2 separate regions of the Homo sapiens genome follow, and region 2 is linked to region 1. A link is an interaction called in ENCODE POLR2A ChIA-PET data of the cell type or tissue named here. Cell type or tissue: OCI-LY7. All regions are shown on one strand. Links, peaks and the distances in the headings refer to the core of each region. The heading gives the core; the rest is flanking DNA. Region 1 overlaps SPPL3 (signal peptide peptidase like 3). Region 2 overlaps P2RX7 (purinergic receptor P2X 7).

Evidence for each region. Peaks named below come from ENCODE experiments on the same cell type or tissue, not always from the same donor. Only the 100,000 strongest peaks of a DNase experiment are listed, where the experiment ranks them.
Region 2: POLR2A ChIA-PET joins it to region 1 with 5 read pairs; 2 of 35 experiments call an interaction of 5 or more read pairs at or near these places.

Annotation. Positions count from the first base shown.
Region 1 is chr12:120,791,306-120,803,124 of GRCh38, reverse strand. It overlaps SPPL3 (signal peptide peptidase like 3), which reads left to right. Exons shown (of 11, transcript NM_139015.5): 3 at 11,568-11,656. Among named protein-coding and RNA genes, the nearest start is that of ACADS, 71 kb to the right of the region's middle. In OCI-LY7, for the core only: a CTCF peak has its summit at 5,013 (motif pointing left); DNase peaks (open chromatin) are centred at 3,544, 4,214, 4,634 and 5,034; H3K4me3 peaks cover 1,947 bases; H3K27ac peaks cover 2,846 bases.
Region 2 is chr12:121,177,424-121,189,242 of GRCh38, reverse strand. P2RX7 (purinergic receptor P2X 7) reads right to left here. Exons shown (of 13, transcript NM_002562.6): 11 at 11,797-11,819; 12 at 8,788-8,889; 13 at 1,211-4,938. The coding sequence ends at 4,441. All of the region lies in intron 2 of LOC105370032 (a long non-coding RNA gene), which reads left to right. Among named protein-coding and RNA genes, the nearest start is that of P2RX4, 27 kb to the left of the region's middle. In OCI-LY7, for the core only: no CTCF peak of the experiment used is centred there; no DNase peak of the experiment used is centred there.

The DNA.
Region 1 (11,819 bases), core at 2,680-6,679:
TCCTTCCATCAAAAGAACTCAGTTGTTCAGGTGAATCGCAACTGTTCTTGGCCTTAAGATCAGACAGACTTTTATCCTAACGACCTTCATAAAGAGGATATAATGTTAAGTTCATTCATCTCACAGTAGGCATTCAAATAAGTGTTTGTTGAATGAATTGTAGTACCTTCAATATAAGTTGGTGGCATTGCATGAAAATGTATTTCAGCAAAAGCAGTTTTGCCAAAATTGAAGGTGCACAGTGGGCAACAGGATGTTGTTGTTTAGATAACCATCTTACTGCTAAGTGTGGTCTAAGGTTATATTTTGGAATATCTGGAGAATGAATGGGCTGTTAATTCTTAAACTGGTTATTCTTGAATGTTGATCTGTTAATAAATATTGGTAGCAGACCAGGCACGGTGGCTCACGCTTGTAATCCCAGCATGTTCAGAGGCCAAGGTGGGAGGATCACGTGAGGTCAGGAGTTCCAAGACCAGCCTGGCCAACATGGTGAAACTCCATCTCTACTCAAAATACAAAAATTAGCCAGGCGTGTTGATGCATGCCTGTAATCCCAGCTACTCAGGAGGCTGAGGCAGGAGAATCGCTTGAACTGGGAGGCAGAGGTTGCAGTGAGCCGAGATTGCGCCACTGCACTCCAGCCTGGGCCACAAACTGAGACTCCATCTCAAAAAGGAAAAAAAAAAAAAATATATATATATATATACACACACACACACACACATATATGTGTATATATATACATATATATGTATATATATACACACATACATACATACATACATATATAAAAGCAGCAGCCCAAAAATGTATTATGTTGCCAGCTAAATACAGACCTAGTTGTCTTAACAGCACTCATGGTGCATTCGTATTTTTATCAGAATGAAGGAACCTAATACCTAAATATAAGCCCATGTTTCCCCTTGTCCTGAGGCAGGCAGTGGAAGTTCCTAAAGGCAGGCCTAGAATCTTCCTCAGAAAATCCTTTTTAATCCACTCTAGGACATAAAGAAATGAGTAGTTGATTTCCTAAAGTTCTGTTCCTTGCAACTGAATTAATTCTAGCCTGAAACAAATTTAGGGCAAATATAACCAGATCTCTACCTCAGCCACACTAAAATCTTATTAAGGCACTCACAGAATATTAATATACTTCTTGATATAGTGTCTGTAATAAACTTCATGTGAAATGTACATCAAAGTGACCAAAACACCAAACTGGAATTTATACTTACACCCAATTTAAAGTTGAAGAATGTTGATGAGTTGTCATTCTAACTGACACTAATTAGCTGACAGGGTCAGTGGCCATCTGGACCTTACCCAGTTCAAGGCTAAACCATATCATTCACCTATAAAGCCTGCTGGTCTTAATATTTCTCTGTAGTAAGACAGCTCATGTGCAGCTTATCTAAAAATGATACCAGATCAAGTTTACTTGGGGAGAAATACTCTGTAGGTTTTTTTGTTTGTTTGTTTTTATGAGAAAAAAGCAGTATATACTAATGTGGAAAGATGTAGCGCGTCAAGCAGTGAGCCCATTACTTGGTGTAACAGGGCCAAGGGAAAACTTCCTCTGTGCCCCCTGAATCCTCGCTGAAAAATCCACTGACAAATAGCAGATTAATAGAAAAGGCATACAGATTTGTTAATGTGCACAAAAGTCTTACAAAATATAAGATCTCAAAAAAAAAAAATGGCCAGATGGCTGATGCTTTTATACCACCTTGAGGTTACAGAAAGAATGAGGGCTTGGAGTGTGGCAAGACAGGTTATGGTGGTAAATCAGGTTATGGTGGTGAGACAGATTATGAGAGAGAGAGAAGAGGAGGCCCAGCTAGCACAGGTGGTCCTGTCATGTAGATGAAACCTCACAGGTCGCAGCCCTGAGAGAGAATAGATGGAATATGTTTCTTTCTGACCTTCTAAGGTGTCAGACTCTCAATTAATCTTTCCTGTGTCTGGACAAGGTAGGGCCTCAGAGAAATGCCTCCACCTCATCAATGCATATTTTCTCTACAGATGCAAATCTGCCCCACACAGCTTCTCTCAGCTATTCTTGTATTTCCAGCCCTTCTGAAAACCATCTGAAATATGTCAGAGAAGTATATTTTTGGGTGAAATATTTTTGTTTCCTTCATAATTTTGCCAAGGCAGCAGGCATAAGCTGGAATTTGTGGTCACCCCACTCATGGAGTTTTTCTGTGAATCAAAAGAAACCTTGCCTGTAAAGCACCTAGCAGTGCCTGACAGTATGAGCTCAATCAAGCTTAACTATTATCATCATTTTAACCCCCTGGATGTTCTCAGCTGCTGAGTCAGAGACTGTTTCTTCCTGCCCAGGTTCTTAGTCTTTCTTTCTTAGTGTAGGTTCTATGTAAGTATCAATAATTGGACATTTGTTGACCTCCTACACCTTGACCCATAACTACTTCCTGTTCAGTCATAGTTGATGAAAAGACAAAAAAAAATAGCATATAATATGCTATAATTTAGATGGATTTTTTTTCTGTGATGGTAAATGGTTGTCTGTGATGAAAAAGCCATAGCTCAAGTCCTTCTGTTGATCATTTAAACATTGATTTCTTTTTCTTGTTTTGTTTTTTGTTTTTTTGTTTTGAGACTGAGTTTCATTCTTTTGCCCAGGGTGGAGTGAAGTGGTGTGATCTCAGTTCACTGCAACCTCCACCTCCCGGGTTCAAGCAGTTTTCTTACCTCAGCCCCCTGAGTAGCTGGGATTACAGGTGTGCGCCACCAGGCCCAGCTAGCTTTTGTATTTTTAGTAGAGACGGGGTTTCACCATGTTGTCCAGGCTGGTCTCGAACTTCTAACCTCAGGTGATCCACCAGCCTCAGCCTCCTGAAGTGCTAGGATTACAAGCATGAACCACCGCACCTGACCTAAACATTGATTTCAGTACCTAGACTTGCAAATAGCCAGGATACAATTTGGATGGAATGTATATTTATAACGTTATATTAACATCATATTATGTTACTGTATAGCAATAACAAGATTGTGAAGGCAGGTCAAGATGGAAGAGAATGAAGAGTAGTCTTCTGTGAAGATGCAGCGAACTGTTCTAGGTCCAACCTAGCAATCTGATGTCTATGCACTTAATAAATTACCAAATAAGCTAAGTTAAAGGCCTATAATTGAAAATAGTCCTGGATAGCTTTGGAGGCAGAGTCTTTTGCAAAGGCTTTATTTAAACAGCTTAAGTTTGCTGTCAGCTGTGCAGTGTGAGTAACTTTACCGGACCCCAGTCATAGTGGCATGGGATCTGCTAAGCCCAGGCCCTTTAAGCTTGTTGTATAAAGCTGGAAGATATGAATCTTCCCAGCTTGAGCTAATAGGTAAGGCCCTACTAACTCACTGTGCCCCATTTCTGTTTTGTGCAGCGGTGACCCATGGTCTGCTTCTAACAACCAAACAAGGCTTGATTTTAGCTAAGCTTGTTTGAGGCAGTGAGAAGTTCAAAGTCTTCTAATTACACAGAGAACTAGAAGAATGCTTGCTCTCCTTACCAGTCCTCCACCCTCCCCCACCATCTGATAGTACCTCATTCCTGCCTAAGGCTTTCCTGTCCCTGCTGCAGTTCTTGTCAGTTAGATGCTAAGAAAATGGACCAGCTAAAACTGGTTTGAAGTTGACCACTACTTTCTGCTACAGAAGATCCCTAGCTTACCAACGGTTTGACTTAATGATGGTTCAACTTAAGATTTTTCCACTTCATGATGGTACAAAGGCAGTATGATTTCAGTAGAAAGCATACTTCAAGTACCCATACAACCATTCTGTTTTTCACTCTCAGTACAGTATTCAGTAAGTTACTTGAAATATTCAGCACTTTATTACAAAACAGGCCTTTGTGTTAGATGATTTTGCCCAACTGTAGGCTAATGTACGTGTTCTGAGCACGTTTAAGGTAGGCTGGGCTAAACTATGATGTTCAGTAGGTTAGATGTATGAATATTAAACGCATTTTGAACTTGAGATTTTTCCACTTACCTGGGCTTATTGGGATATAACTCCATTGTAAGTCAAGGAGCAGCTGTATTTGAAAAAAGGGGAAAATCTTGCCTTAAAACATCCAGGATGGAGTTATAAATAGTTCTCAACTAATAACAAATTGAAATTGAGTTATATAACCCTTCATCCTGTCCCGCGGGGGGTTCTCAGCACCTATTCTCACTAACCCAGTCTCATGGGAGAGGCTCCGTAGCAGCTGTGCCTAGGGTTAAACCAAAGAGATGACTGGCAACCTTCCAATCCAGAATAGCGATATAATGCCAACAGAAAAAGTAAGAGAAGCTGGCAATCTGTGTAGCCCCAAGGGTAGAGATGTAGATAAAAATTCCTGCACATTTAACCTGCTGTCACCAGATTCTGAGAAGCAGAATATAACAAGTGTAGTTATTGTTATTCCATTCATAAGTGAATTTGAAAAACTCAATTTAAATTAATATATGTGTTTCCAAAACATGCCCACAGGGAAGGAGCAGTCTTCATGTTCCATTGACTCCAGAGACGTTCCCATTAAATGCATCACCAACCCTAGAGTTTAGGTCCTGCACATTGTTAGCTCTGCTGTGCGAAAACATGAATTAAAGCTTAAAAGATCATAGAAGTGAAACCATGTACTAGAAACTACCACAGGTGCGTTGGCAGGGGAAATATATGCAAAATACTACATCTAGTTTGTTGTGGAACTAATTAGGAAAAAGTTTTTCAGGAGCCAGTTGCCATAGCTATTCCTCTAAGTGTGACTGAGGTATGAGCAGTAAGTGTACGTTTTAATCTCTGCTAATGTGTCTTCCTCTGATGGCTGGAGAAATATGTCTCAAATACTGTATATGAATCTTCTAAAATCCAAGGCTTTTTTAAAATAAAAAAACCCCCAGGAAAGCCAACACATCAGACACCTGACCATATTTCAGAAGAGGAGTCTTAACCATGTTTCAGGGAGTCCACCACATCTAAAAGTCGCTGTGTTTTGGTCCTGCTGGGGAGCTGTCACCCACTGGGGCTGCCCTCCAGTGGAACAGTTTGCTAAACAGTTCGTTGGCCAGATTTATATGAGAACAGGGTGACATGTAACTAACCAGTCTCTACTTCATAGATTATCCTCCCCAGACCCCCCATTCTAATTGAGGCTTCCTTGGTACCAGTAACAGAGAAGGGAGTTTTAGTGAATGAAAGTACAGGAAACAAGAGTGGCAGCTAGAGTCAGGCTGTTAGTAGAGGGGCAAGTCTTTCAAATCCAGTAAGAAATTTTGAGTCATAGAGGTGGGAAACTACGAAGTTAAGATCATTATCAGTGTGACCTGAGCCCAGTCATTTGGTTAAGTTTCTTCCAGGAAGGATTATGACCTACCTCTTCATTATAGGATAGGATCCTCTGCTTTCCTAAAGAAAGGGATACAATTCATCAATGTTTTGGTACCCCCAGGGACATGAACAAGAAATTTTAAAAGGCCTTTTCCTTCACTTAAAAATCTGTCCAGTTCAGGACCTATTTAAAAGAACTACCTAGAGCCACTTGTACTTCCAGCCAAGATAGAGAAACAGAGACTGAATTACCATCCCACATGAAACAACTTTAAAAACAATAAAAAAAACATGTAAACCCTCATAACACAGCAGTTTTCAAGATATTTTTCATCAGACAACAAAGGACAGTATTCCTGAGAGTTGAGGAATAGTTTTCCCGTCATACTTATTTTCCCGTCAAACTATCTTAAGATAGTTTCCACTCATGGTGCAGAGAGAAAGATTTCTGAAGTTGAAGAGATGGAACTGAGAGTCCAAAGAGACGGCTAGAGGCAGCTAGAGTTAATAGAACAGAGTACAAAAGAAAAGAGAGCTGCAAAATGAAAAAACCCAGAGATCTACACAGAATCCTTGAACATTCATCCCAATTTTTTTGTTTGTTGTTTTTTGTTTGTTTGTTTTGAGTTGGAGTCTCACTCTGTCATCCAGGCTGGAGTGCAGTGGCACAATCTCGGCTCACTGCCACCTCCACCTCCCGGGTTCAAGAAATTCTGCCTCAGCCTCCTGGGTAGCTCGGATTACAGGCACCCACCACCACACCTGGCTAATTTTTGTATTTTTGGTAGAGACAGGGTTTCACCATGTTGGCCAGGCTGGTCTCGAACTCCTGACCTCGTGATTCGCCCGCCTCAGCCTCTCAAAGTGCTGGGATTACAGGCGTGAACCACTGCACCCACCCTCACCACAGTATTAATTAGTGTATGCATATGTGGAAATCATCTAAAGTGGAGGAAAGAATAATGTGAAAGGATTAGAAGGGAGAGTACCTGCTTCCAAAAGCCTGATTGGAAAAACTTACAATTCATTTGGCATTGGATAGAGTACTCAGATCTTGCCTCAATGATAGAGAATAATTACCCTAGACTGAGCACTGCTTCAGACCCACCTAATAAATCATGGAAACAAAAATAAAGCCAGGTATCTAACAGCATCCCTGATCAAAGCTCAAAATTAATAGGAATAAAAAATATTTAGATAAGGTAAAATTCACAATGTCTAGCATACGTGCAGAGATGACCAGACAGGCAAAAAAGGAAAACATGACCCAGGATGAGGAAAATAATCAGTCAATCAAAACTGACCCAGAACTGACACAGATGTTAGTATGAGCAAAGTACATCAAAACAGATATAATTGTATTCCATATATACAAAAAGTTAGATAGATACATGGAGATTATTTTTATTTTATTTTTGAGACAGAGTTGCTCTGTCGTCCAGGCTGGAGTGCAGTGGCGTGATCTCAGCTCACTGCAACCTCTGCCTTCCGGGTTCAAGCAATTCTCCTGCCTCAGCCTCCCAAGTAGCTGGGACTATAGGTTTGTGCCACCATGCCTGGCTAATTTTTGTATTTTCAGTAGAGACGGGGTTTCACCATGTTGGCCAGGCTGGTTTCAAACTCCTGTCGTCAAGTGATCCACCCACCTTAGCCTCCCAAAGTGCTGGGATCACAGTCGTGAACCACTGTGCCTGGCCAACATGGAGATTATAAAGAAGAACGAAATCAAACTTTCAGAAATGAAGACAACAATGTCTGAGATGAAAAATACACTGGATGGGATTAACAGCAATTAGAAACTGCAGAAGAAAAGATTAGTGAACTTGAAGGCACAGTAATGGAAATTAATCCAAAATGAAGTACAGAAAAGAATAATTTTTTTAAACATGAAAAGATCATAATGGAGCTATCATTGAACATTAGAGAGAAACCTCCAGTGGCCTACTGTATGGGTAATGGAGTCCCTGAAAGAGGAGAAGAAAGGGAGGGACAGAATAATACATGAAGAAATAATGGCCAAGTTTTTTCTAAATTTGATAACTATAATCTGCAGATTCAAAACTGCAGATTATAAGCACAAAAAACATGAAGAAAACTACACCAAGACACATAATCAGTAGCTCAAAATGAGTGGTAAAAGAAAATCCCCAAGGCTGCCAGAGGGGGCAAAAAAGCATGTTAGGTACAGAGGAGAAAAGATGAGGGTGATGTCAGATTTGAAAATACAAGTGAAAAGTCAATGTAACGGTAGCTTTAAAGTACAGGAAGAAAAAAACTGTCACTGTAAGATTCTACAGCAAAAATATCTTTTAAAAATGAAGGCAAAGTAAAGATGTTTTTGACATACCATACACTACCGGAAAGAATTCATCTCATCACCAGCTGTCTTACACTAAAAAATGTTAAAGGAAGTCTTTTGAGCAGAATGAAAATGGTACCAGCCTTAAATCTGTATTTACACAAGGGAGTTAAGATCACCAGAAATGAACATCCATCGATAAAAGTTTTTTTCTATTTACAGTTGTGTAAAAGATAATTGACTGGAGCTGGGCACAGTGGTGTGTACCTGTAATCCCAGCTACTTGGCAGGTTGAAGCAGAAGGATTGATTGCTCAAGCCCAGATGTTTGAGACCAGCCTGGGCAACATAGCAAGATGAATGAAAGAATGAATGATAATTGACAACATAAACAAACATTATATATTGTGAGGTTTATAAGATAACATGTAAGAGTTAAATGCATGGCCACAGTAGCACAAAGGTTGAGGGAGGGAAATAAATATAAACTATTGTAAGGAGTTTATACTATACATGAATGTTACAATATAACTGGAAGGTAGACTGTGTTAAAGATGTATACTATAGACCCTACAGCAGCCACTAAAATTAAAGAGCAAAGAGTTATAGCTCATAGGACAACAAAGGAGATCAAATTGGATCATAAAAAATGCTATATTAATCCAAACAAAGTCAGGTTAAGGGGAAATAAAATAGGACAAGTAGGAAACAAATAGTAAGATGATAGGCTCAAACTTAATTGTATCACTGATCACATTCAATGAAATTGGTCTACACACCTCTTTAAAACAGCAGTTGTCCAGGTGCAGTGTCTCACGCCTCTAATCCCAGCACTTTGGGAGGTCAGGGCAGGCGGATCATGAGGTCAGGAGTTCGAGACCAGCCTGGCCAACATAGTGAAACCCCGTCTCTACTAAAAATACAAAAATTAGCAGGGTGTGGTGGCATGCGCCTGTAGTCCCAGCTACTCGGGAGGCTGAGGCAGGAGAATTGCTTGAACCTGGGAGGCAGAGGTTGCAGTAAGCCAAGACTACACTGCTGCACTCCAGCCTGGGTGACAGATTGAGACTCTGTCTCAAAAAAATAAAAATAAAAATAAAACAGCAATTGTGAAATTGAATAAAAAAGCAAGACCCAAATATATGCTGCTTACAAGAAGCACACTATAAAGCCAAAAAAGGTTAATCCCTGTTGTCTAGTGGTTAGGATTAAAAAAAAAATAGTTAAAAGTAAAAGGTTAGGAAAAGATATGCTGCTTATACTCATCTACAGAAAGCTGGAATGGCTGTATTAATATAAGACAAAGCAGCTTTCAGAGTAAAGAATACTACCACAGACAAGAAGGTTATTTTGTAATGACAAAGGGGTCAATTAAGCAAGAGAGCATAACAATCACAAATGTTTATGTATCTAATAAAAGATCTTCAAAATACATGAAGCAAAAACTGAGAGAACTGCAAGGAGAAATAAATTCACAAATATAGCTGAAGATTTCAGTACCACTCCCAATAATAGAATAATTAGGCAGAAAATCAGTGAAGATACAGTGGATTTCAACAATACTCTTAATCAATTTGACCTAATTGACATTTATAGAATGTTCCATCCAACAACAGAACACACGCTCTTTCTCAAGTGTATGTGGAATATTTACTAATGCAGACCATATATGGGGACATGAAACAAATCTCAATACATTTAAAAGGATTCAGGTATGAAATCTGATCTGCATTAGCCCAGGCTGCCATGAAATACCCATAGACTGGGTGGCTTAAACAGCAAATTTATTTTTTCAGAGTTCTGGAGATTGGAATTCTCAGGTCAGGGTGTCAACATGGTTAGATTCTGTTTTCCAAAGTGTCTGCACCAGTTCACATTCCCACTAGTAGTGTATGAAGGTTCCAGTTTTACATCCTTGTGTCCTTGCCAACACTTAGTTATCTGACTTTTTTATTATAGCCATCCTGCTATGTGTGAAGTGGTTTCTCATGGTGGTGGTTTTGTTTTGAGGAGACAGTGTCTCACTTTGTTGCTCAGGCTGGAGTGCAGTGGTGCCATCAGCCTTGACCTCCTGGGCTCAAGTGATCTCCTACCTCAGCCTGGCGAGTAGCTGAAACTGTAGGCACATGCCACCACACCCAGCTAATTCTTTTATTTTTTATAGAGACAGGGTCTCACTGTGTTGCCCACATGGGTCTCAAGTGAGCCTCTTGCCTCAGCCTCTCAAAGTGCTGGGATTCCAGGCGTGAGCCACCGCTTCCAGCCAGTTTCTCATGGTTTTGACTTGTATTTCCCTGATGACTAACGGTGTTGAACATCTTTTCATGGGCTCATTGGCTATTTGTGTATCTTCTTTGAAGAAATGTCTCTTCAGATCCTTTGTTCATTTTAAAATCAGGTTGTCTTTTTTATTATTGAGGTGTAAGAGTTCTTTATATATCCTAGACACAAGTCCCTTATCAGATACATGATTTGCAAAGATTTTCTCCCATCCTATGGGTTGTCTTTTGACTTTTTGGTTAGTGTCCTTTGAGGCACGTAAGTTTTTTAAGTTTTTCTCTGTTTTTTAGCATCATATCTAAGAATCTACTCCAAATCCAAGGTCACAGAGATTTACCATGTGTTTTTATCTAAAAGCTGTATAGTTTTAGAAGTCAGTTCCTCTGTCCTACCAGCCACATTTCAGTGATCACATGATGTGGCTGATGTCCACAGCACTTGTCAGTGCAGATAAAGACCATCATAACAGAAAGTTCTTTTGCAAAAAAACAACTTTTTTTTTTTTTTTTTTTTTTTGAGACAGTCTCACTCTGTTGCCAGGCCGGAGTGCAGTGGCGCAATCTTGGCTCACTGCAACCTCTGCCTCCTGGGGTCAAGCAATTATCCTGCCTCAGCCTCCCAAGTAGCTGGAACTACCGGCACGCACCACCACGCCCAGCAAATTTTTGTATTTTTAGTAGAAACGGGGTTTCACCATGTTGGCCAGGATGGTCTCGATCTTCTGACCTCGTGATCTGCCCGCCTGGGGCTCCCAAAGTGCTGGGATTACAGGCGTGAGCCACTGCACCCACAAACACCTTCTTTACAGGAAAACACTAGCAGAAAATTAGCTAAGAACTTGGACAGATACTTCACAAAAAAAAAGAAAGAAATGAGCAAGCTTTTGTACACAACATTATTCACTGGTTAAAGAATTCTAAATCAAAGTGACGTGCCATTTTTAGTTCCCCAGATAGACAGTGACTACTTCCTTCAGGTCTTGACTCTGAAGTCACTGTCAGTGAGGCCTTCCTGTTCATCCTGTCTAAAATTTCAAACCCTAACCCCTGCATTTCCTAGTTTTCCTCCTTAGCACCTGCCATGAACACGCTATGTATTGAACTTATTTTTCTGGTCTATTACATCTCCCCCCTTGAATATAAAATCCAGTCTTGTGTTTGCTATTTATTGTCCCTGTAGTACCTAGAACAGTTCCAGATATAGAAGACACTCAAATTTTTTTTGTTGTTGAATCACAGCTGACAGGGTATAGGGAAATGAGTGCTCTCATACACTGCTGAGAGAGTGAACTGATGCAGCCTTTTTGCGAACAGTTGTGTGGTATGTAAAAGTCTCAAAATGTGCTTGCCCTTTGACATTTCTCCTTCTAGGCTTTTATCATAAGGAAGTAATTAAGGATATGATATGCTCAGAGATAGGAGTGGAAGATTCAGCTGCATTGGGATGCTTTCATCTGCAGTCAGGAAAACTCTTGAACTGACACATTGGAAGGACTGAAGATTGTTTTTTAAAATGTTACAAGAGCTATTTTTCAGAGTTGTTCAAAAGAGACCTTCTTTCCTAATTCCTTGGCATTTAAAAATATTGTCATATGACTTTTCTGACCTTCTTTTGTAAGCAAAACTACAACTTAACTACAAAATTTTTTTCCACAGGTCCCTTAATATGGACTTTGAAAATCAAGATAAGGAGAAAGACAGTAATAGTTCTTCTGGGTCTTTCAATGGCAACAGCACCAATAATAGTAAGATATTTTATGTCAATTAACTTCTGTACATATAGTTTTCTTAATTTGGCTGTTTCTATACCTCCAGTTAATAATTTACTGGGTTCAAGGATTTATGATTGGTATAAAAAAACATTGAATTATACTTAAAATGAGTGAATTTTACGGTATGTAATTGTAC
Region 2 (11,819 bases), core at 3,969-7,968, 380 kb before region 1:
GTAATCCCAGCACTTTGGGAGGCCGAGGCTGGTGAATCACTTGAGGTCAGGCATTCGGCACCAGTTTGACCAACATGGAGAAACTCCGTCTCTACTAAAAATACAAAAATTAGCCAGGCGTGATGGTGGCACACATGTAATCCTGGCTACTCAGGAGGCTGAGGCAGGAGAATTGATTGAACCCAGGAGGTGGAGGTTGCAGTGAGCTGAGATAGTGGCATTGCACTCCAGCCTAGGCAACAAGAGTGAAACTCTGTCTCAAAATAAATAAAATAAAATAAAATAAAATAAATTAATATGGCTGGGTGTGGTGGCTTACACTTGTAATCCCAGCACTGTGGGAGGCTGAGGCCGGTGGATCACTTGAGGTCAGGCATTCGAGACCAGCTTAGCCAACATGGAGAAACCCTGTCTCTACTAAAAATACAAAAATTAGCTGGGTGTGGTGGCAGGCGCCTGTAATCCCAGATACTTGGGAGGCTGAGACAGGAGAATCGCTTGAACCCAGGAGGCAGAGGTTGCAGTGAGCTGAGGTTGAGCCACTGCACTCCAGCCTGGGCAACAAAGCAAGACTCCATCTCAAAAATAAAAATAAAAATAAAAAAATTAAAATTAAATGTGATCTTACCAGGTTCCTGCTTAGAACCCTTATGTGGCTTAGGTCTTAGGATACAGACAAACTCTACCATGGCCCACAGGCTCCAGGCAGCCTAGCCCCTGCCTGCTTGTCCAACCGTAACTCATGCCTTACTTCTCTGTACTTTTTATGGCACAGTCATACAGTTCTCCTTTAAGTTCTATAAACCTGCTCTGCTTTTCCTGCCCCAGGACCTTTGCACATACTGTTCTCTGCCTAGAATGCTCTTTCCTCCCGCATTCACTAGTTAAGTAATACTCATCCTTCAGATTTTAGCTAAAACATTCCTTCCTCAGGTAGGCTGATCTCCCCAAATAGGCCAAATTTCCCTACTATAAGCTCTCATGCCATCATTTGCCTTTTCACCATTATACTCAGCACAAGTTGCAAGATGCCATTTGCTTGAATTATTTGATTAATTTCCATCTCCTCATATCTCTATGAGACTGGCTACCTTATTTATCCTTGGTCTCTAGAGAGTGCCTCATTGAATAGTTGTTGAGTGAATGCGTCAATGAATGAGTTAACTGTGATTTGGGGACCTTCTGAAAAGAAAGGAAATGAAGATTTAAATAAATTATATACCTTTTTTTAATTATCAAAACAGTCACATTAAGGACACTTACATTGCCAGGCTAAAATCAGGAAGGGTTTAAAAAGTTACTCCCCTTTAGAAAGAGAAATGCATGTCTATTACCAATGCTATGTGAAATCAGCCAAGAGAAAGCAGATCCCTTCTCTTCTGACACAGAAAGGAAGCCATGAATACTGGCAATTACCGTAGCAGAAGTCTGTCTTTAAGTATAAGAAAACAGATCCTACAAAACGTGACTCTCATCACCTTTGGCGGTGACATTATTTTCTACAGTAAACTAAAAATAATACAAATATGACGCCTGTTATTGTAGGACGTGTCTGACATATTACACACAGTTGAAGTGACACATCACTCTCTCGCCCAGAGCATCAGTGGGGAAGGTGATGGAAAACAGTAGATGGATCCAGTGATTATTTGTAATTTCACATTCTGACTCCATCTGCGGCCTCATTAAGGTGATAGAAACATACTAGGAATAAGGCACCAAAAACAAAGGTACAAAGGCCCAGAAGCCATCAGAATGGAAACTTGTAACAGTGACATAGAATTCGTGAAGTAAAGAAATGTAAGCTCCAAAGAAATCATATGTAGTAATCCACTTTTTAAAATATCTTTGAAAAGGTAGTAAAAATCAAAGTTCAATCTGGCATAATTAACTTGGTTCCTGAGTTTAAAGCCAAATAAAACCCTGTATCAAAAAATGGTTTTATTCATGCTGTCTTACATGAATATAGTAGAAAGCTGCTGGTTTTTAAAAGGTATCAAAATGGTAACTCTTAGAACATATATAAAAAAATTCACAGATCCTTCATCAGTCACAATATTTAATAGTGGTCTCTAAACTATTCGATAAAATAGCTATTGTTTAGAAACAGATAAATAGCCAACTCTAGTGACCAAACCAGGAAAAGGAAATCCTGAAGCAGGATCCTAAAACCTGTCACTGTGCATTTTCATATTCTCAGCAGTTGATGTATGGAAATGGTAAAAGTGTGGTGTGGGTTGCTTTTGAAGCAGCTAGCACCCAGACTGCGTCAGTTCTGATTGGCTGCAAAGTACAGAGTGTTAATGGCATAAAGCCAGCTTTTTAGTCACTTTCAGTCATAGAATTGTTTTGTTGTTGTTGTTGTTGTTTTTTGAGACAGAGTCTTGCTCTGTTATCTAGGCTGGAGTGCAGTGGCACTATCTCGGCTTATTGCAACCTCCACCTTCCAGGTTCAAGAGATTCTCCTGCCTCAGCCTCCCAAGTAGCTGGGATTACAGGCGCCCACCGCCACACCCACCTAATTTTTGTATTCTTAGTAGAGACAGGGTCTCACCATGTTGGCCAGGCTGGTCTCGAACTCCTGACCTCAGGTGATCCACCCGCCTCAGCCTCCCAAAGTGCTGGGATTACAGGCGTGAGCCACCACGCCCGGCCTTCAGTCAAAGAATTGTGATGAGGATCGGAATGCATTGGGTAGCTCAGCAGTTAGATTTGATAGATTCCAAGGCTGGTCTGGTGAGTTACCTGATTTGGTCTATAGCCCTTCTAGAACTGTCCAGTGGAAACCTAAGTTCCTGAGGCTCCCAGGGTTGGTCCGGGCTCCCTGAGAACATTAGAACCAGGGAAGGTATGGGCTGAGTCTGTGTGCCCATTCATCAGGCTTGCCCTCTGTTCCAGTTACCTGTTGCTGTGGAACAAATAAGCCCCAAACTTAGGGACTTAAGATAGCAATGTGGTTTTCTGGATTTATGGGGCAGTTCTCACTTGGGATGTATCATGCGGTATCAGTCATATGTTAGTGGAGTCCAGAATCACCTGAAGGCTTCTTCTCTCTCATGTTTGGTGACTGGGCTTGGATGGCTTGAAAGCTGGGGCTGGTCAGGCACTGTCCACGTGACTGCTTGGGCTTCCTCACAGCAGGGCAGTCTCAGGATAGGCAGACATTTTTTTTTTCTTTTTTTTTTTTTTGAGATGGAGTCTCGCTCTGTCACCCAGCCTGGAGTGCAGTGGCACGATCTCAGCTCAATGCAACCTCCACCTCCCAGGTTCAAGTGTTTCTCCTGTCTCAGCCTCTTGATAGCTAGGACTACAGGTGCCCGCACCATGCCCAGCTAATTTTTGTATTTTTATTAGAGATACGGTTTCACCATGTTGGCGAGTCTGGTCTTGGACTCCTGACTTTAAGTGATCCGCCCGCCTTGGTCTCCCAAAGTGCTGGGATTACAGGTGTGAGCCACCACACCTGGCCAGGATAGGCAGACTTTTAAATGGCGTCTGGCTTCCCCGATAGCAAGAGTTCCAAGGGACAGCAAGTAGAAGCTGTCAGCCTCTTAAGATCAGGATCTGAAACTGACACAATGTCACTTCCACTTTTGGATAAAGCAATCAGAGCCACCCATATTCAAGGGGAGGAGATAAAACCCTTAGGTCTTGGGGGACTTGAGTGTCAAAGAATTTGTGGCCACCTTTAGTTCTCCACATTCTCCAGCCAGGATGAAAAGGGTTTGTTTTTAGTTGGACATTATCCTAGTCTGACCTCATAATGAAATGTTTTGCATTCATGTAGATCTTTACACATTAAAAGACAGTTCATGTGCACTGTCTCAATTTGTCCTCACAATATCTCTGAGATAGTAGTTGGGCAACAAGGAGACAGAGGCACAGAGGTGAGAGGCCTAGGGTCACACAACTTCCTGGGGACAGAGTTGAGACTTACATCTCAATCTCTTTTCTCTGAGTCCATGTAGAGGGATTCTGGTTTGTTTAACCAGGTCACTTTGCTCTCAGACACAGAGAGCAACAGAAGATGAAAGCATATTTCCCTTTGGCTGAAAATGTGGCCACAGAGCTTTGCAGGTGAAGTTCAAGTTGCTGGTAAATGTCATGTTAACATGGCTACTGCAGCCCCTGCTATTGGTAAGGACTCTTTTTTTTTTTTGGGGGACAGTTTGCTGTGCCTCCCAGGCTGGAGAGCAGTGGCACAATCTGGGCTCACTACAACCTCTGCCTCCCGGGTTCAAGTGATTCTTGTGCCTCAGCCTCCCGAGTAGCTGGGATTGCAGGTGCATGCCACCATGTCTGGCTGATTTTTGTATTTTTAGTACAGACAGGATTTCGCCTTGTTAGCCAGGCGGGTCTCCAACTCCCGACCTCAGGTGATCTGCCTGCCTCGGCCTCCCAAAGCGCTGGGATTACAGACGTGAGCCACGGTGCCTGGCTTCAGTAAGGACTCTTGAAGCCACTGTACTGCCCTTCACTCTTCGGAAACTCTTTCCGGATCCTCCAGCGGCAGCAGCTGGGCAGGATGGCAAAGTCAGCCATGTCCTGGGAGCCGAAGCGCCAGGTGGCGTAGCACCTGTAGGCACAGTGCCGCAGCCGGCTGTTGGTGGAATCCACATCCAGCGCCAGCAAGGGCTCCTGGTAGAGCAGGAGGAACTGCAGGACGTGTCTGGACAGGACCAGCTTCCTGAACAGCTCTGAGGTGGTGATGCAGGCCCCCGGCTTTTTCCGGCAGCACAGCTCCTCCAGGCACCTGTGGCTCTCAGGGAGTTGAGATGGGAGGCAGCTTCCACACTGGCACCAGACGGGGCTATCCCTGGATCTAGGAGTCGCCTCCTTTCTAAGCAGCTGTATCTCCTCTGGTTGTCCAGGAATCGGGGGTGTGTCATGGAGGGCCAGGGGCAGCCTGGACAAATCTGTGAAGTCCATCGCAGGTCTCTGAAAAAGCAAGTTTCCAAACCTATTAGCCATGACAAGCCCTCAGGTTCTAGGTTCTTTAATTTTATTAACTTATAAAGTTACGTTTAATATTACATGATTTATAGTAGCCGTCATTTATTAGGTGTAGATATCAGGACCATGCATGTGTTCTGTAAGCATTGCCTCATTCAGGCCTTTGAAGACGCTTGTGAGATAATGTATCCTTGTCTTTATTTTACAGATTTTTTTTTTTTTTTTGAGAGAGGGTCTCACTCTGTCGCACAGGCTGGAGCACAGTGGTGTGATCTTGGCTCACTGCAACTTTCACCTCCCAGGTTCAGACAATTTTCATGCCTTAACCTCCTAAGTAGCTGGTATTACAGGTGCATGCCACCATGCCCAGCTAATTCTTTCGTATTTCTAGTAGAAACAGGATTTCAACATGTTGGCCAGGCTGGTTTGGAACTCCTGACCTCAGGTGATCCACCTGCCTCAGCCTCTCAAAGTGCTGGGATTACAGGCATGAGCCACTGCACCTGGCCTATTTTACAGATTTTGGAAAATGAAATTCAGAAAAGCCAGGCCTCTGTTGAGATGTCACCTCTTGTCCTGACCACCCTATCTAGCAGCTTTTCTCCCACATGATTCCCTTATCACACTGTGGTATTCCACATTCTTCATAGGACTTAGCACTATTGGAAATGGTTTTTGTGTGTGTGTGTGTGTGTGTGTATTTGTTGTTTTTTTTTTTTGAGATGGAGTCTTGCTCTGTCTCCCAGGCTGGAGTGCAGTGGCATGATCTTGGCTTACTGCAACCTCCGCCTCCTGGGTTCAAGCGATTCTTCTGCCTCAGCCTCCTGAGTAGCTGGGACTACAGGCGCGCACCACCACACCCGGCTAATTTTTATATTTTTAGTAGAGACAGAGTTTCACCATATTGGCCAGGCTGGTGTTGAACTCCTGACCTCGAGTGATCCACCCACCTCAGCCTCCCAAAGTACTGAGATTACAAGCGTGAGCCACTGCACCCGGCCATGACTTAGTTTTTAACAAAAATATTTAAAAAGTAAAAATAAAAATAAAAAATGTTAAAAATAGAAAAAAGTATATAGAATAAGGATATAGAGAAAGAATTTTTTTTTTTTTGAGATGGAGTCTTGCTCTGTCGCCCAGGCTGGAGTGCAGTGGTGTGATCTTGGCTCACTGCAAGCTCTGCCTCCTGGGTTCACGCCATTCTCCTGCCTCAGCCTCCCGAGTAGCTGGGACTACAGGCGCCTGCCACCATGCCTGGCTATTTTTTTGTATTTTTAGTAGAGATGGGGTTTCACCATGTTGGCCAGGATGGTCTCAATCTCCTGATCTTGTGATCCGCCTGCCTCGGCCTCCCAAAGTGATGGGATTACAGGCATGAGCCACCACTCCCGGTGAGAAAGAAAATATTTTTATACCACTGTACAGAGTTTAAAAAATTTAAAAATTTATAAAGTAAAACAGTCACAGTAAGCTAAGATTAATTTATTATTGAAGAAAGATAAATATTTTGAAGTAAATTTAGTGTAGCCTAAGTGTACAGTGTTTATGAAGTCTACTGTAGTGCACGGTAACAACCTAGGCTTTCACATTCACTCACTACTCACTGACTCACCCAGAGCAACTTTCAGTCCTACAAGCTCCATTCATGGTAAGTGCCCTATGCAGATGTACCATTTTTAAGCTTTTATATCATATTTTCACTGTACCTTTTCTATATTTAGATATACAAATCTTACCATTCTGTTACAGTTGCTTACCGTATTCAGTACAGTAACATGCTGTACAGGTTTGCAGCCTAGGAGCAATAGACTACACCATATAACCTAAGTATAATAGGCTATTCTATTTAGGTTTGTGTAAATAGAGTCCATGATATTCAGACAACCACAGAATCAGCTACTGATGCGTTTTTCAGAACATATCCCCATCATTAAGTGATGCATGACTGTAGTTCACTTCATACACAAATCCAACAAGAACATTACAAGAATGGAAACACTTTGGTCAGTCTTTCTCAAGAAGAGATGTAAAAATCCTAAATATTAGTGAATGGAATTCAGCAATAAATACAAAGAATAGTACAACACATTCAAATTGAGTTTACTTCAGGAATGCAAGTTTGGCTTAATATTTGAAAATCAATCAGTACAATTCAACTAACAGAAAAAAAGAAGAAAACTCACTGATATTTCAAAAGGAGCAGAAAAGACTTTTTTTTTTTTTTTTTTAGATGGAGCTTGTTCTGTTGCCCAGGCTAGAGTGCAGAGGTGTGATCTCAGCTAACCGCAGCCTCTGCCTCCCAGGTTCAAGCAATTCTCCCACCTCAGCGTCCTGAGTAGCTGGGATTACAGGTGTGCACCACCACGCCTGGCTAATTTTTGTATTTTTAATAGAGACAGGGTTTCGCCATGTTGGCCAGGCTGTTCCTGAACTCCTGACCTCAGGTGATCCGCCCACCTTGGCCTCTCAAAGTGGTGCAATCTTGGCTCACTGCAAGCTCTGCCTCCCAGGTTCATGCCATTCTCCTGCCTCAGCCTCCTGAGTGGCTGGGACTACAGTCGCCCGCCACCATGCCTGGCTATTTTTTTGTATTTTTAGTAGAGATGGGGTTTCTCCATGTTGGTCAGGCTGGTCTCAAACTCCTGACCTCAGGTGATCTGCCTGCCTCAGCCTCCCAAAGTGCTGAGATTACAGGCATGAGCCACCATGCCTGGCCATTTCTGTTGTTTTAAGCCACTTAGTTTGTGGTAATTCAGCCCTAGGAAATTGAAGATGCCCAGCAACCAGAACTGCTGGGGAGAGTGCAAATGTGAACAACCATTTTTCAGCACCGTTTGTTAGTATCTCCTAAAACCGAACATATGTCTGCCTTATGACTCAGCAATTCCACTCTTAGGTAACTGTCCAGTAGAGTGCCATATGTTGAGCATAGCAGCGTTATTGGCATTAGCCCCAAACTGGACACTACCCAAATGTCCATCAACAGTAGGATGGCTGAATAAGTTGGATATTTATAAAACAGAATTATACAATGAGAATGAACTATACATGGCATCATGAACAACTCTCACAAAAATAATGTTGAGTAAAGGAAGCCAGACACTCAACCGCGTATATACCGCTTACATACTACGTGATTCAGTTTTTAGAAAATTCTAGCCAAAGTAAAATTAATCTTTGGAAACAGGATAATGACTACTTTTAAGAGAGGGCAGTTGGTGGGCTTGGTACAGCTGAGGTGGGAGGACTGCTTGAGACCAGCCTGGACAACATAGTGAGACCTCGTTTGTAATTTAAGAATATACATTTTTTTCTTTTTTTTTTTTGAGATGGAGTCTTGCTCTGTCACCCAGGCTGGAGTGCAATGGCACAATCTCGGCTCACTGCAACCTCCACCTCCTGGGTTCAAGCAGTTCTCCTGCCTCAGCCTTCTGAGTAGCTGGGATTACATGTGTGCCACCACACCACCCGGCTAATTTTTGTATTTTTAGTAGAGACGAGGTTTCACCATGTTGGCTAGGTTGGTCTCGAACTCCTGACCTCAAGTGATCCACCCACCTTGGCCTCCCAAAGTGCTGGGATTGCAGGTGTGAGCCACCGTGCCCAGCCAAATTTTAAAAATTAAAAAAGGAGAAAGAGAGGGTAGTGATTGGAGGGGGGCATAAAAGGGACTCCTGCTAGTAATTTTCAATTGTTTAATCTGAGTGCCGGTTATATGAGTATGTTTACTTTGTTAAAATCCATCAGTTTTGATTTGTACAAGTTTCTAGATGTGTTTATATTTAACAGTAAATTTTCTTAAAAAAAAAAAAAAGACAAAATGATTTAACTTACTGGGACTTCTTGGCCCTTGACATCTTGCAGACTTCTCCCTAGTAGCTGCTGGTTCACCATCCTAATGTGGGATTCATCCACAAAGGACACATACTTTAATGTCTAGGAAAAGATGGTTTGAAAGTTTACCCATTTTTGTACAGAATTATCAAGAATTGCCTATCTAAAGGCAACTGTAATTCCTATTTGCCAAATGATAGACTATTGAACAAGCTGGCTCAAAACTCTCATTAACCAAGAATTAATGATTTCTGAGTCTAAAGATAAATCAGAAATGGAACCCCATGCTTTTTTTTTTTTTTTTTTTTGAGTTGGAGTTCACTCTTGTTGCCAGGCTGGAGTGCAATGGCATGATCTTGGCTCACTGCAACCTCCGCCTCCCAGGTTCAAATGATTCTCCTGCCTCAGCCTCCTGAGTAGCTGGGATTACAGGCATGCACCATCATGCCCAGCTAATTTTGTATTTTTAGTAGAGACGGGGTTTCTCCATGTTGGTCAGGCTGGTCTTGAACTCCTGACCTCAGTTGATCCGCCCGCCTTGGCCTACCAAAGTGCTGGGATTACAGGAGTGAGCCACCACGCCAGGCGGAACCCCATGCATCTTAACTTGTAAATTCAACACAGCCACAGCTTACTGCTTAATGTTTTTACATTGGACCCCCCAGTTGCTGCATAAAATTTCTTTGTTGTATTCTGTCAATTTCAGTAACTCTAGATTCAGTATCTCCAGAAATTTGTACTATTGCAACTTAAATTATTTACATGTTTGTTAAATTTCATCTCATCTTGGGCCATGAAGTGGTGATTAGTTTTAGCTGCAAAGATGAACTTTTATTTCAAATTGTGAATGCATATACAATGGACAGTGAATTATGCATCAGCTGCTGGAACAGGACAATCATGTTCTTGGATGAGGGAAAGACAAAGAAATCGTCTTTGTTTTTTTTTTTTTTTTGAGACGGAGTTTCGCTCTTGTTGCCCAGGCTGGAGTGCAATGGCGCAATCCTGGCTCACCACAACCTCCACCTCCTGGGTTCAAGCGATTCTCCTGCCTCAGCCTCTAGAGAAGCTGGGATTACAGGCATGCGCCACCATGCCTGGCTAATTTTTTGTATTTTTAGTAGAGACGGGGTTTCTCCATGTTGGCCAGGCTGGTTTTGAACTCCTGACCTCAGGTGATCCACCCTCCTTGGCCTCCCAAAGTACTGGGACTACAGGCGTGAGCCACCACGTCTAGCCAATCGTCTTTGTTTTTAGGTACCAGAGATTTATCTTTGGGGAAAATCATGGAGTTGAACGCAGAGGACCTGCTTGATAAAGTCTGAATTAATCAAATCAAAACAATACAGATGACGCTAAAATCTCTTTGACTACTCCTACTCCCCCACCCTAAGCTCCTTTCCAGAAGCAGCCACTGGTACAATTTTGTGTACATATATACACCCACACATATGTATATGTATGTGTGTGTGTGTGTACACTTGTGTATATATAGAATATACATGCAGAAAATATACAGATTAGCTTCTGTGTCTAGTGATTTTTTTTTAACCTATATATCATATAACATATATTGTTCTACAGTTTGCTTTTTTTCTTTTAACAAAATGTCTTGGAGATCTGCTCTTGTCAAGTCCTATAATTTTTTTTTTTTTTTTTTTTTTGAGACAGAGTTTCCCTCTGTCACTCAGGCTGGAGTGCAATGGCATGATCTCAGCTCACTGCAACCTCTGCCTACCAGGTTCAAGCAATTCTCCTGCCTCAGCCTCCCAAGTAGCTGGGACTTCAGGCATGCACCACCACGCCTGGCTAATTTTTGTATTTTTAGTAGAGATGGGGTTTCACCATGTTGGCCAGGCTGGTCTCGAACTCTTGACCTCAAGTGATCTGCCTGCCTCGGCCTCCCAAAGTGTTGGGATTATAGGCGTGAGCCACTGTGCCCAGCCTTGGGCCAATTATTTAACCTTTCTGTGGCTCAATTTCCTCATATATAGAAAGAGATAATAGTAGCATCTGTCTACATCAGGTTGTTGTGAAGATTGAGTTAATAGATAAAGCATTTAGAAGTGCTGTGTAAATGTTTGCCATTATTATTATCTATCTCATTTTTTTAAGCTGGTGCCTGGTATTCCTTTCTATGGATTTACCATAGTTTCACCATTCACCTGTTGGATATTTGGTTAGATGCTATTTCTTCACTGTTAATAATCATATATTATTGATAATTTAATAAACAATCCTGCTTTGAACATCTTGTACTCATGTACTGCGGGTACTCATGTGAGTGTTTCTCTAGGGCAGGTATGGAGAACTGAAAATGCCAGGCTGTAAAGTATGTCCCATTTAAACATTAGTCACTGCCAAATTGTTCTCCAAAGTTGTTATTTTTCTTTTCTTTTTTCTTTTTTGGCTATACCAATTTAATAAATGACAAAACAGGCTGGGCTCAGTGGCTCACACTTATAATCCCAGCACTGTGGGAGGCCGAGTGGGTGGATCATTTGAAGTCAGGAGTTTGAGACCAGCCTGGCCAACATAGCTAAACACCATCTCTACTAAAAATACAAAAATTAGCCAGGTGTGGTGGTGTGCCCCTGTAGTCCCAGCTACTTGGGAGGTTGAGGCAGGAGAATCACTTAAACCTGGGAGGCAGAGGCTGCAGTGAGCCGAGATCATGCCTCTGCACTCCAGCCTGGGTGATAGAGCAAGACTCCATCTGAAAATAAATAAATAAATAAATAAATAAATAAATAAATAAATAAATAAATGACAAAATTGGCAAGTCCTAGACATAAAAATTTGCCTTCCCTCTATCTTGCCCCTCCATTTTTGTTTCCATTCTTCTCTAAGACCAAAAAATTTATCTGAGAGTTGGTTGATCGGGGTAGAACCCAGCGACGTATCCACTACAGGATGAAGCCTGTGATTTGGGCCTAATTTTCGTGCATTTCTGAGTGATTTCATGGAATCTCTCCATGTCTTGGTGTCCTGTGAACACAGCGGCCTCACCGGCTTTGGCTCCACAATGGACT